Linked DNA regions of Homo sapiens: all the other regions are linked to region 1. A link is a contact called in ENCODE Hi-C data. All regions are on one chromosome and are shown on one strand. Each heading gives the region's core, a stretch centred on a gene start or an enhancer-like site at or near the end of the contact. The rest is flanking DNA. Distances are from core to core; before and after follow the strand shown.

Region 1 (4,132 bases), core at 390-2,889:
AAACTTTAAGTCAATCAGAAGTGAAAGACACTGATGTATTCTCATTTTTGCCTTTATTCCCAACCTTATCCTCAGGTCATGGCTTTGAAATAGTTAATTCCTACCTGAGTGTGGCCTTGCCACCTTAATAATCTACATTATCCATCCACAATATTTATTAAGTATGATAATGCTCAGAGTAGGACGATGAAGTGGGAACAGGAAGCAATTAGAATTCAAAGACCTGGGTTTGAGTCCAGACACTTCCACTTCTTTGCTGTGAACATTTAGATGAATCATTGACTCTTCAGAGCCAGTGCTTACTGAACTGTAAATGAGGAGGATAACATTTGTCTTATTTTCCTCACAAAGATCAAAGAATAGATTGTCAATGAAAGCCCACTGTAAACTGTAAAATGGAAAGTAACAGTTAGTAAAATCCTTGTCTTATGGAGAAAGAGAAGGAGAAAGATGGATGTCAAAAGAAACAGAACCTATGAACTCATTCTTGTGGTTTTTACCACATTATAGGAAATGACAGTGTGACCGCAGGGAACAACAGAACTCTTGAACACAGAACCATCAACGAGTTTAAATCAATGTCGGCTAAACCAAGTGGTGTCCAAAACAAGGTGGGCATGGAATGAGAAAAGTCTGATGGGAACAAGGAGGAAAGAATTTTAAAATCTGAAGGAAGGAAAGGAAATGTGTTGATGAAAAGGGAGTGGGTAGAGAAGTCACAGATGAGCAGGTTGAGTTCAGGGCAAACTATGAGAAATGTGGTCATGGACACAGGTGGGGCAGCTGGTGTGGGGTTTTAAAGGGAGGCAGAAAGACTGGGTTCACATGAAGAAATGAGGAAGCATGAGAGATGGCATTCTGTGCTGGAGAATAACATGACACAAAAGAAAAGAGTTTGAGGGAAATTATTTAACAGCTGTTGTCAAGGTGAGCTGGGGTAGTGAGTGCCTGGCTAAGAGGGCACTACTGTAAGCCAGGTTTACATTGAAAGGGCTCCAGGAACTGTAATCCCAGCACTTCGGGAGGCTGAGATGGGCGGATCACTTGAGCCCAGGAGTTTGAGACCAGCCTGGCCAACATGGTGAAACCCCGTTTGTACTAAAAATACAGAAATTAGTTGGAGGTGGTGGCAGGCACCTGTAATCCCAGCTACGTGGGAGGCTGAGGTAGGAGAATCACTTGAACCCGGGAGGCGGAGGTTGTGGTGAGCCAAGATTGCACCACTGCACTCCAGCCTGTGCGACAGAGAGAGACTCCATCTCAAAAAAATAAAATAAAAATAAAGGGCTCCAGGAAATGGAAGGGAAGGATAGAACCAGAAGACACTGTGGACAATTAGCATAACCTGGTGCTAAAAGCTGAAAATGATCCTTATGTTGGCTTCCACCAGCCCAGAGACCTAAAAGGGGAGAGAGTCTCTGTTTTTTGATAGTCACCAGAGGAGAAAACCGAGAATGCATCAACATCATTTTGTGCTGTGTGTCTTATTGTGGGCATTATGTTTATCCCAGGACGCACGGAAGCGAGGCATAGGCTGGAGACTGGAGACTCGGACAGCACTTATCTGTGGCATGCAATGTAGCATTCTTTGTTCCCCTGTGGAACACGTTTGTGGCATGTTCCCCTGTGGTCAGCCTTCTCTCACTCCTGATCTCCCATGCCCATGAGGGGAAGGACTTCAGCTTATTCACCACGGCACTCTCTGAGCCAGTGCAGTGCCTGTTCAGGGTACAACACACTGTGGAAGTACTGACTGATAAGCCCTACGTGCTGGCAGTGGAGATGGCTCTGTTGGAAGCAGAGGATGGTAGCTGGTGCCTACATTTCCCGCTGGTAGAGCCCCTCCCCCACATTTTTTTATTTTTGAGACAGAGTCTCGCTCTATCACCCAGGCTGGAGTGCAGTGATGCAATCTCGGCTCACTGCAACCTCCACCTCCCAGGTTCAAGCGATTCTTCTGCCTCAGCCTCCTGAGTAGCTGGGACTACAGGTGCTTATCACCATGCCTGGCTAATTTTTTTATTTTTAGTAGAGACGGGGTTTCACCATGTTGGCCAGGATGGTCTCGATCTCCTGACCTCATGATCCGCCCGTGTCGGCCTCCCAAAGTGCTGGGATTACAGGCACCAGCTGCCGCGCCCGGCCTTTTTTTTTTTTTTTTTTTTATTTAGATGACACAAGACCCTTGCTTCTCTTTTTTATCCCTTTAGCTGAGCTATTTATTTGCTAGTTAGTACCTCCAGGGCACGGAAGAGGAAGTAAAACTCAAATCTCTCCTGCTTGTTTTTCAGCGGTTCTGACAAAGGTCTTGACAGGGTAGGAGTCTGGGGCTCCTGGGTAACATAATATTTTGGTCAGCTTTGTGGATTCTATTACTATAGAACCGAAAGAAGTATGAAATCATATCCTCATTTCCAGTCAAAGAGATATCAGTCCCTTACCCTCAAATTAGGGGCTAGCAGGTAAAATAGTTATGATCCTATTTTAGGAGGTAGTTGGATGTGGCTAAGCCTGCCTTTTCAAACCCTGATAGAAAGAGGTCATCCCACGTTTCTGTAGTTAGCACCCAAGCTTCTTTGGTAATTGGGCGAGTCAGGCCATTAACTAAAGTCTCCATGATTTTCTTAAAAACTATTCACATCACTGACAGCACCTGGCCAAGTGCTAAGATCAGCAGCTTAGTGCATAGTTTTCTGTTTGATCACAGAGAGAATTGATACACTAGACTCTTGCATGATAGTTCGAAGTTCACAAAACTATTACAGCATGTAATTTCCCCTTTAAAATAGAATAAAAATGTGAACTTCACTAGTGCTGGGGATTGACTTTGTTGGGGGCTGTTTTCTGCAAACCAACACATTCTTATTACTTCAAGAGAAGCAAGAGATTGAGGGACTTCTTCCTGAATGTTGCCTTCTCAGGGTGTGTAATTCAGATAATGCCTAGTAAAATGGCCAATAACCTGAAGTGTGAACCCTTCCCAAACCATTTGAAAGGTGTCTGAGGGGCCAGGCGCGGTGGCTCACGCCTGTAATCCCAGCACTTTGAGAAGCCCAGAGGGGCAGATCGCATGAGCGCAGGAGTTCAAGACCAGCCTGGGGAACATGGTGAAACTTCGTCTCTACAAAAAATACAAAAATTAGCTAGACGTGGAGGCGCGCCCTTAGCTACTTGGAAGGCTGAGGTGAGAGGATCGCTTGAGCCTGGGAGGTCGAGGCGGCAGTGAGCCGTGTTCTCGCCACTGTACTCCAGCCTGGGTGACAAAGTGAGACCTTGTCTCAACAACAACAAAACAACAAAAAAGAAAAGTGTCTGAGGTCTGCTGTAATTTGAACTGGAGATGCATAGAAAGGCACAAATCTGGAAGGTCTCAAATAGTCTCTGCGATATTTTAAAAGTTAAAGAAATATGGTGAGCCTAAGGGAGGAGGAAGGTTTGCATGGCTTTCCGGTCTTAGTTGTTTCCGGGCTCTCCAAGATCCTAGAATGTGCTGCTTCCTGACAGTGTTTCCTGCCATCAGAGGCCTTCGAATGTAAATGGACAAGGCCAGGCGCAGTGGCTCACACCTGTAATCCTGGCACTTTGGGAGGCCGAGGTGGGGCAGATCACCTGAGGTCAGGAGTTTGAGACCAGCCTCGCCAACATGGTGAAATCCCGTCTCTACTAAAAAATACAAAAATTAGCCAGGTGTGGTAGTGGGCGCCTGGAATTCCAGCTACTTGGGAGGCCAAGGCAGGAGAATCACTTGAACCTGGGAGGCACAGGTTGCAGTGAGCCGAGATCGTGCCATTGCACTCCAGCCTAGACAACAGAGCGAGACTCTGTCTCAAAAAAAAAAAAAAAAAAAGAAAAGAAAAAGAAAAAAAAAAGAATGTAACTGGACAATCAGGTTTTGCAGAGGGTGGGGAAGAAGTGTGGGATTTATTGATGAGTTGGGAAGTTCAACTACGTCATTAGTTCTCAAAGTGTGGCTCATAGGCCAGCAGCATCAGCATCACCTTGGAACTTGTTAGAAATGAAAACTCTCTGGCATCCAGACTTACTGAACCAGAAAATCTGGGATGTGGCCCAGCAATCTGTGTTTCAGAACCCCTGTAGGTTATGTAGATGCATACTCAAGTCTGAGAATCAC
Region 2 (4,467 bases), core at 92-2,591, 850 kb after region 1:
GAGATGGGGTTTCACCGTGTTAGCCAGGATGGTCTCGATCTCCTGACCTCATGATCCTCCCGTCTTGGCCTCCTAAAGCACTGGGATTACAGTCATGAGCCACCGTGTCCAGCCAAGACTACTATATTCTAATGGAGGGTAAGTGGAGTAGGAGGGCCATGTGCGTGCTCTGGGGGCAACAAACTTGGTGCTAAACTTGTTTTTCTTGTTTTACTCACAAACATTATGACAGCAGTAAAGATACACTTTTATTTATTTATATTTTTTTTAGAGACAGAGTCCTCCTCTGTTGCCCAGGCTGGAGTGGCTATTGTAGTTCACTGCAGCCTTGAACTTGTGGGCTTGGGATCCTCCTGTCTCAGCCTCCTGAGTAGCTGGGACTATAGGCGTGCACTATCACACTGAGCTATTTTAAGAACATTTTTGTAGAGTATGTTGGCCAGACGGATCTTGAACCTCTGGCCTCCAGCATTCTTCCTGCCTTGGCCTCTCAAAGTGATGGGATTCATAAGCATGAGTCATGGTGCCCAGCCAAGATACATTTTTAAAATGTATCCTGCCTCCTGACACATTACTGTTCACTTGTAACAATGGTCACTTGTAATCATAGTCTGTTTGCAAAGCAAGCTTTTAATAGAATTACAATTTTAGTGTTGACCAAAAGTTTATTTTGGGCCGGATGTGGTGGCTCACGTCTGTAATCTCAGCACTTTGGGAGGCTGAGGTGGGTGGATCACCTGAGGTTAGGAGTTCGAGACCAGCCTGGCCAACATGGTGAAACCCCATCTCTACTAAAAATACAAAAAAAAAAAAAAAAAATTAGCTAGGCTTGGTGGAGGTGCCCGTAATCCCAGCTACTCGGGAGGCTGAGGCAGGAGAATCGCTTGAACCCGGGAGGCCGAGGTGGCAGTGAGCCAAGATTTTGCCATTGCACTCCAGCCTGGGTGACAAGATCGAGACTCTGGCTCAAAAAAAAGTTTATTTTGTTTCTATAAACATTGTTTTTCATCTTTATAGTGCATGTCTTTTGTTAATGGCTTCATAGGCAATCGATGGACTTCTGGATCACAATTTTGCTTGTTCCTATGGCTAGATATTTAGGTTGTTCCAAATTTTCTCAGCATTACATTTGATGCTACAGTAGGCACCCACACATTTATGTTTCTTTTCTGTTTTTCAACTATTGTTGGTTGTTCTGAGGTATTTTCGTAAGGTTTCACTTCTGTTTTCCCAGCCATGAGTGATACATGAGCACAACTGTTTTGCTATTAATCACCAGCATTGGGTGTGAAAATTTACTCAAAGTTTTGCTAAATTTAACTGGAGTAGAAATGGGCCATGCATTTGTGCGTACTTCCCCAGATGCTTTTTAGAACAGTGCTTGTGTAACTGACCAGAGTGTCAGGTGAGGCCATTGTTGGCAGAAAGGTGCCTTCCTCGGGAGAAGGTGGGTTACACAGCTTTTCTTTGCAGATGAATGGTGAGAGCCAAACCCGAAGACCCACAGGTTTCAAGCTGGCCATGTGGCTTCACTAAGTTTGGCCTCAACTTCCCACAGTGGCACAGAAGCGAGGTAGAACTCAGTGTTCCTACCCGAACCCTGGACATTCTGAAATGTCCACAGCCCGAGGAAAGGGATGACCTGCATGTCACTTTCCATACCCTCCACTGCACATAGATCTGTCTCAGGCATTGAATCAGAGGGATGTGTGACTTTGGACAAATTATTTTACCTTTCTCTGCCTCATTTCTTCATCTAAAATCAGGTGACAGCAATGTCTCCCTGTAATATTGCAGTGGGGATTAAATCTGTTAATACTTGAAAAGTGCTGAGATCAGTGCCTGGCACATAAGTAGTGCTCAATAACTGTTGTAAACCTGGGTTTGGATCTCACTTCCATTGCTTTCTGGAGGCCCACTTTGGTCAAATGGCTGACCTTTCTGGACTTCAGCTTCATCTGTAAAATGGGATTATGGCATCTACTTCAGCATCATGTTAGGGGTTTAAGTGAGAAAATGCATTTCACACAGTGTCCTGCACATAAAGGGCCCACCATATATGTAATGAAAAACAAACAAACGGCCGGGCTCAGTGGCTCACTCCTGTAATCTCAGCACTTTGGGAGGCCCAGGCGGGCAGATCACGAGGTCAGGAGTTTGAGACCAGCCTGGTCAACATGGTGAAACCCCGTCTCTACTAAAAATACAAAAATTAGCCGGGTGTGGTGGCGCGCGCCTGTAATCCCAGCTACTCAGGAGGCTGAGGCAGGAGAATTGCTTGAACCCGGGAGGCGGAGGTTGCAGTGAGCCGAGATCACGCCACTGCACTCCAGCCTGGACAACAGAGTGAGACTTTGTCTCAAAAAAAAAAAAAAAACCCAAAAACAAAACAAACAAACAATGTTTTTAGCTTTATTTTCTACTCTACCAAAGAGAGAGCTTTGTTGCCTTATATTGGTGTTGTAATTAGCTGTTAGATCTGACCATATTTTCTGTTATGGTGTATTTTTAAGTCCACATTCTAGGTTTAAGGCCATCTTGAAACAAATGGGAGGCAAATCAACATTTTCGTGTGTCTGAAGCTTTTAATGTAATTTTGTTTTGGAGATGAATGAGCTCATAATTCCACAAAGAAGGGATGATATTTCATATACTTATTAGTTTAGTGATTTCCCTCCCACACTTAGTGTCAAACTGTCAGGTTTATGGAAGCTATCAAATGTTTCTTTATGCTCAGCAGCACAGATCAAAGTTGTCTACATGATAAGGTAAAAAACATATTCTTTAGGAAATGCAAAGAAATGACCCAAAAGACCCTTGAGCACAGCTCATTCCTCTCCCTGGTCTGTCCAACTTTCCCTCAGGAAAAGTCAATGTAGTCATTATGTCTGGAAAATGCCAAGGACTTCTTTCCCTCATTTTTTACATGGCCTTGCACTCTGTGAGGCATTGGCTGGGAGGTTCATTGTGGCTTTCTTGCCGCTAAGCATCTCCTCTCTGCCAACATCTCATCAATTCCTGTCTGTGCCAATTACCTTTGCTTAGGATTTGGGGTGAGGAAAGTTGTGTGATTTGTCTGTTTCTGTTTCTGGGTAAAATCTCAACTCTGGGCGTATCAGCAGAAAGGGTTCTGAAATGTCCCTTGATTCAGATGATTCTGAATCAATAGCATGTATGTGTGTGTGCATAATTACCCTTACCCAGAAAATTCTCCATTATAATTCTTTAAAAGCACAGGTTCACAAATTATTAGAAAGTATATTTTGTATACTATTTACGGTAGCAAAATATCAAATGCAAGAAGCAAGTTTAATTAAAGATAGGCAAGACATTTTACTGAAGAATATAAAACATTAGTAAGAGAAATAAAACAATGGCTTATGCAATTATGGAAACTGACAATTACCAAGATCTGCGACTGGCAAGGTGGAGGCCCAGGAGCAGCAATGGTGCAGTTCCAGTCTGAGTCCAAAGGCCTGAGAACCAGGGAAAGCCAATGGCGTAGTTCTAGTGCAAATGCCAGTTGGCCTAAGGCCTTTCAGTTTGAGTCCAAAGGCAGGGGGAAAAAAACCCCAAAACCAAACCAAACCAAAACAACAACAGCAAAAACAATGCCCCAGCTCAAGGCAGTCAGACAGGAGGAGCTCCCTCTTACCTGTGGGAAGGTCAGCCTGTTTTACTGTATTCAGGCCTTTAACCGATTGGATAAGGCCCACCGTTAGAGAGGGGGCAATCTGCTGTACTCAGCCTGCTGATTCCAGTGCTAATTTTATCCAAAACAACCTCATTGAAACACCCAGAATATTTGACTAAATATCTGGGTACTCTGTGGCGCAGTCCAGTTGACACATAAAATCAGCCATCACCATCAATTTGGGGGAAAATTGACATTTTAACAAAATTGAATCTTTCAGTTGATCAGCATGGTATATATCCTCCATTTATTTAGATCTTTTATTGCTCTCACTAGTGTTTTGTAGTTTTCAGTAAAAAGTCTTGCCTATCTTTAATTAAATTTGCTTCTTGGCATTGGATACTTTGCTACTGTAAACAGTATATAAGATATATTTTCCAATGATTTGTGAAATTTTGCTTTTGAAGAATTATAATGGAGAATTTTTAGGAGAAGGATAATTGAAAATCCGTCAGACAGCAGTGAAGTTTAGGAACTACCATTCTGGACATAACCATACATCATTAATAAAATATTCCTTACATCCCTATGCTACTTTATTATTGCCAAAACATTTTTTTTTCCTTTGGTCCTCGTAAGGGTTCTTAGAAAGAGACAGAAGAGCTATTATTTCTACTTTCATACAAGGAAATGTGGCCTCAGGGATTGATGTGGTTTGAATATATGTCCCCACCAAATCTCATGTTGAAATGTAACCCCCAGTGCTGGAGGTGGGGCCTGCTGGGAGGTGTTTGGGTCATGGGTGTGGATCTTTCATGGCTTGGAGCTGTCCT
Region 3 (4,485 bases), core at 1,437-3,936, 870 kb after region 1:
CAAAGATGGCTTTGCAGTCCAAAGGCTGTCTGGCAGCCTTTTCCAAATATGTCAAAGAAATGTATTTTGGGGCAAAATATTTTAATTTCCTTCAGAGTCTGCTGTCTGTCATGTGATACTATACCAGAGTCAGGTTGGAGAGTAAGCCACATTTTACTGGGTTAATTAAAAAACCCATTTAATGAGACTGTATTGTTTCTAGGGTATGACTTAATCTTTGCCTTTTATGGCCTTAGGTATTGTGTATAGTTTGGTATCTTATTGTCATAAAGGGTCTGTTTGGTCAGTCTTATAATCTCTATTTTACCTTAATGCTGGTCACTTGTACCTAAACCCCAAAAGGGAGGGGTATGATGAGGGTGTAACCTCCTTTCTGTCATGGCTGGGAATTCAGTTTTTCAGGTTTCTCTGGGGTGCCCATGGCCAAAAAGGAGTCCATTCAGTTGGTTAGTGGGGGGCTTAGGATTTTATTTTTGGTTTACACCTCCTTCCAACCCTTGCTCAAATGTCTTCTTCTCAGTGAGGCTTTCTCTGATCATCTGATTTAAATCTCCACCTCACCCACTCCAAGCTGTCCCTATTTCTCTTCCCTACTCTAATTGTCTGCATATCAGTTATCTCCTTGCAAAGCACCACGGATTTATGTTGTTTGACTCTTTATTTATCCTCACTATAAGGTGAGTGCTGGAGGGGTTAGGGATTTCTGGCTGGCTTCTCTACTGCTGTGTCTGCAGTCTGGTTCACAGTAGGCAATCAGCATTTGCTGAAAGAATGAACCTATAGCTTGGAACCAACCCAAATGTCCAACAATGATAGACTGGATTAGGAAAATGTGCACATATACACCATGGAATACTATGCAGCCATGAAAAATGATGAGTTCACGTCCTTTGTAGGGACATGGATGAAGCTGGAAACTATCATTCTCAGCAAACTATGGCAAGGACAAAAAGCCAAACACCACATGTTCTCACTCATAGGTGGGAATTGAACAGTGAGAACACATGGACACAGGAAGGGGAACATCACACACCGGGACTGTTGTGGGGTGGGGGGAACGGGGAGGGATAGCATTAGGAGATATACCTAATGCTAAATGATGAGTTAATGGGTGCAGCACACCAACATGGCACATGTATACATATGTAACAAACCTGCACGTTGTGCACATGTACCCTAAAACTTAAAGTATAATAATAATTAAAAAAAAAAAAAAGAATGAACCTATCGCATGAGTATTGGTGTAAGTTTTCTTACAGGCCCCGGGGCCACCACAAAGTAGAAGAACTCAACCTTCCCTATTCATTTCCTCACCTCCAACTCCCTTAGACTACCAGGACTTAGATCCTTTTGGGTATATATATACATATATATGTTTTATATATATACATATATACATGTTTTGCTTGTTTGTTTGTTTTTTGAGACAAAGTCTCGCTGTGTCACCCAGGATGGAGTACAGTGGCATGATCTCTGCTCACTGCAATCTCCGCCTCCAGGTTCAAGTGATTCTCCTGCCTCAGCCTCCTGAGTAGCTGGGACTACAGGTGCATGCCTCCACGCCTGGCTAATTTTTTGTATTTTTAGTAGAGACGGGGGTTTCACCATGTTAGCCAGATGGTCTTGATCTCCTGACCTCGTGATCTGCCCGCCTCGGCCTCCCAAAGTGCTGGGATTACAGGCATGAGCCACCGCGCCCAGCCTAAATGTTTTATATATATATATACACACACACATATACTCTATATATATATACACACACACATATATACACATATATATGTGTATATATATATATATATATAGAGAGAGAGAGAGAGAGAGAGAGAGAGAGTATATGTGTATATATTTTAACAAAAAAAGCCTGGGAGAACCATTGAATTTGAAACCACCAAATCTCAACAAGCCTTGAAATCTAACACTCAGTTTAAGGAAACACAGAGCAGAGAGGAGAACATTAAACAACACCCTGAGGAAGCCGTGAGCCAGGCTCAGAACATAAGCCACTCCACAGGAGAAATGACTTCATTTTTTCAACAAATATATGCCGTGGAAAAGAAGAAGTAAGGGAGCGAGGAACTCTTCTAGATAAGAGAGAATTGAAAATGGCACATCATCCAGTCATCCAAACAAAATGTCCTGTCCTTGTTTGGATCCCCTTTTGAGCAGGTTAGTGTAAAAGACATTATTGAGAGAATTGGTAAACATTTAAAGGTGGGTTGGATATTGGGTGATATTGGCATTGTGATCATATTGAATTATTATTTATATTCATATATTCTCTGGCAGAACCTGGTGCGTGTGTGTGTGTGTGTGTGTGTGTGTGTGTGTCTGTGTGTGTGTGTCTCACAGTGTAGAGAATCTGAGGGTCTACGTTCTCAATTCTCCCAGGGGTGGTACGATTCTGCCAGGGGTGGTACGTAGGTAATTCTCGATGCCATGGGAGTTAGTTGATGCGTTGCATACAATGGAGGTCTTAGGACATTAAGGCTTAATTTTTTGTTGGATCCGCAGTTGGGAAGAGCTGGTAGCAGGAAACTGATACAAAGTCTGGCGTTTGCTTTAAATTACTCCAAGAAAAATCGAAGCAGTGTAGTAAAGATTAGGAGGTGAGACAGTTCCTCTTTCTGAGGAGATGGCGGGCCCGTTTTCTTCTTTGTCTGGCTCTCTGTAGCATAGGGGTGTGGTGTAGTGTAGGGATGTGGAGGAAAGAGTGGGTAGCTGTGTTGCTGGGGAGGGGTGAAGTGTTTTTTCCACTCTCTATATAGGCCCTTCCTGCGCTCTCCTCTGCTTAATGCTGATTTACCAAGCGGAGTGCAAATTGTGTGGTGAGCATGTGGGAGATGCCTCCTGGGGCTGGGGTGTGTAGTGGGGAGTGGGCATTATACAGAAAGGGAATTCATGGGGCACGAAAGGCCTACTTTTTGCCAGGCACCTGTCAAATAGGAAGGCAGATATTTCTATGAATACAAGTCTGTCTGTCTGTGCATGGGGTGCAAGGGTGAAGACAGTAGCAAATGGCTCATGATTTCCCTTTGCCATGGCTGTGTCAATCTGGAGTTCAGAGCTCTCCTAATCAGTTCCGAGTGGTTGGCTCTGGTCAGGGACCGCAGCCTGACCTCATGGTGGGGACACAACACCCCCCAACAAAGTTCTGTTCTCCAGACTCTTAGAAAACCTCTGGGGAAATGTACTCAGGGAAATGTTCTGAGGACTTCATTATCAGTGCTGCCTGGCTGGGAAAAGATGTAATCTCTGGTAAGAGACCCTTGGCAGGAGTGAAAGCCCTTTATCTTCAGGGCTTTGCTCTGGGCAGGATCTCCCCCTCCCCACCATGAGCCATGCAGGTGGGCCTGTCCTCAGGTAAACACTTGCCAACAGTCACAGCCTCTCAGGCACTGCGCGCCCCTCATGGCTTCCTTTCTTTCACTGTCTTCTCAGATTCACCAGCTACAAGTCGGTTTCTTGTTGCATATCATGCTTCTGACCTTTGCTGCGCTTTTGAGCAAAACGGTGACTTGTCAGAAATGTTTTGACAAATGATTAATGTTTTGACCCATGTTGGTTCCCGCTTGATAGAGCTCGGTGGGTAGGAGCTGGGGTGGTAGAGCCAGACAGCCTGGGCAGGCTCCTCTGGGGACTCTGTGAAGCACATGGTGATAACAGTGCTCGCCTTGGGCACTGTTGTTGCTGCAGGAATTAAATGAGCTTCACCAAATTACAGGACCTTTACTGCCTGTAAATTACTTAGCACATAGTAAAAGCTCATTAATTATTAGCTAAAATAAAGTGATAAAAATCTATCATTAAATTGTCAGCACAGCCCTGCAGAGGCAACCTTTTAAGTATTGTTATCCTTCGCAGATGAAGACACAAGGTTCACAGAAACTGACTAATTGGCCTAAGATAACTTACAGTACAAAAGCCAGGATTTCAATCTAGCTTTTTGAGACTAGAGCCTGAGTGAACTGTTTCTCCAAAGCCAAGGCTTCTCAAACTATTGGTGGTGAAGAACCAAATTTTTTTTCCCAATTCCTCTCACATCAGTAGTTACGTAAAATACAATAAAAATGGGGCCAGGTGCGGTGGCTCACGCCTGTAATCCCAGCACTTTGGGAGGCCGAGGCGGGTGGATCATGAGGTCAGGAGATCGAGACCATCCTGGCTAACACGGTGAAACCCCATCTCTACTAAAAACACAAAAACAAAATTAGCCAGGCATGGTGGCGGGCACCTGTAGTCCCAGCTACTGGGGAGGCTGAGGCGGGAGAATGGAGTGAACCCTGGAGGCAGAGCTTGCAGTGAGCCGAGATCTCACCACTGCACTCCAGCCTGGGCGACAGAGGGAGACTCTGTCTCCAAAAAAATAAATAAATAAATAAAAAATAAAAAATAAAATAAACAAATAAATAAAAAAGCATGGATTCCAGAATCATGAAATGAGAAAAAGGACATTTGAAATACAAGCCCCATTTTAAAAAGTAT

Evidence for each region. A loop is a pair of places that touch in the nucleus more often than their neighbours do. Pooled maps may share reads with other maps.
Region 2: a pooled map shows a loop between it and region 1 (4-fold over the local background). The contact joins two enhancer-like sites. A Hi-C loop is called at or near these places in 2 of 37 single-sample maps with no recorded cell type and 3 of 50 pooled maps.
Region 3: a loop to region 1 is called in a pooled map, with 3 times the contacts of the local background. The contact joins two enhancer-like sites. A Hi-C loop is called at or near these places in 2 of 37 single-sample maps with no recorded cell type and 3 of 50 pooled maps.

What each region holds. Positions count from the first base shown.
Region 1 is chr3:186,150,817-186,154,948 of GRCh38, forward strand. The region is part of intron 24 of DGKG (diacylglycerol kinase gamma); the gene reads right to left. Among named protein-coding and RNA genes, the nearest start is that of ETV5, 44 kb to the left of the region's middle. Within about 2 kb of position 1,640, at least 4 of the 41 ENCODE cell types and tissues checked have a DNase peak (open chromatin) inside an H3K27ac peak, as active enhancers do.
Region 2 is chr3:186,999,595-187,004,061 of GRCh38, forward strand. All of the region lies in intron 2 of ST6GAL1 (ST6 beta-galactoside alpha-2,6-sialyltransferase 1), which reads left to right. Among named protein-coding and RNA genes, the nearest start is that of ST6GAL1, 71 kb to the left of the region's middle. RefSeq lists enhancers at 1-557, 1,096-1,315, 1,326-1,375, 1,516-1,635. Within about 2 kb of position 1,342, at least 10 of the 41 ENCODE cell types and tissues checked have a DNase peak (open chromatin) inside an H3K27ac peak, as active enhancers do.
Region 3 is chr3:187,022,690-187,027,174 of GRCh38, forward strand. All of the region lies in intron 2 of ST6GAL1 (ST6 beta-galactoside alpha-2,6-sialyltransferase 1), which reads left to right. Among named protein-coding and RNA genes, the nearest start is that of ST6GAL1, 94 kb to the left of the region's middle. RefSeq lists a silencer at 1,529-1,618 and an enhancer at 3,172-3,501. Within about 2 kb of position 2,687, at least 6 of the 41 ENCODE cell types and tissues checked have a DNase peak (open chromatin) inside an H3K27ac peak, as active enhancers do.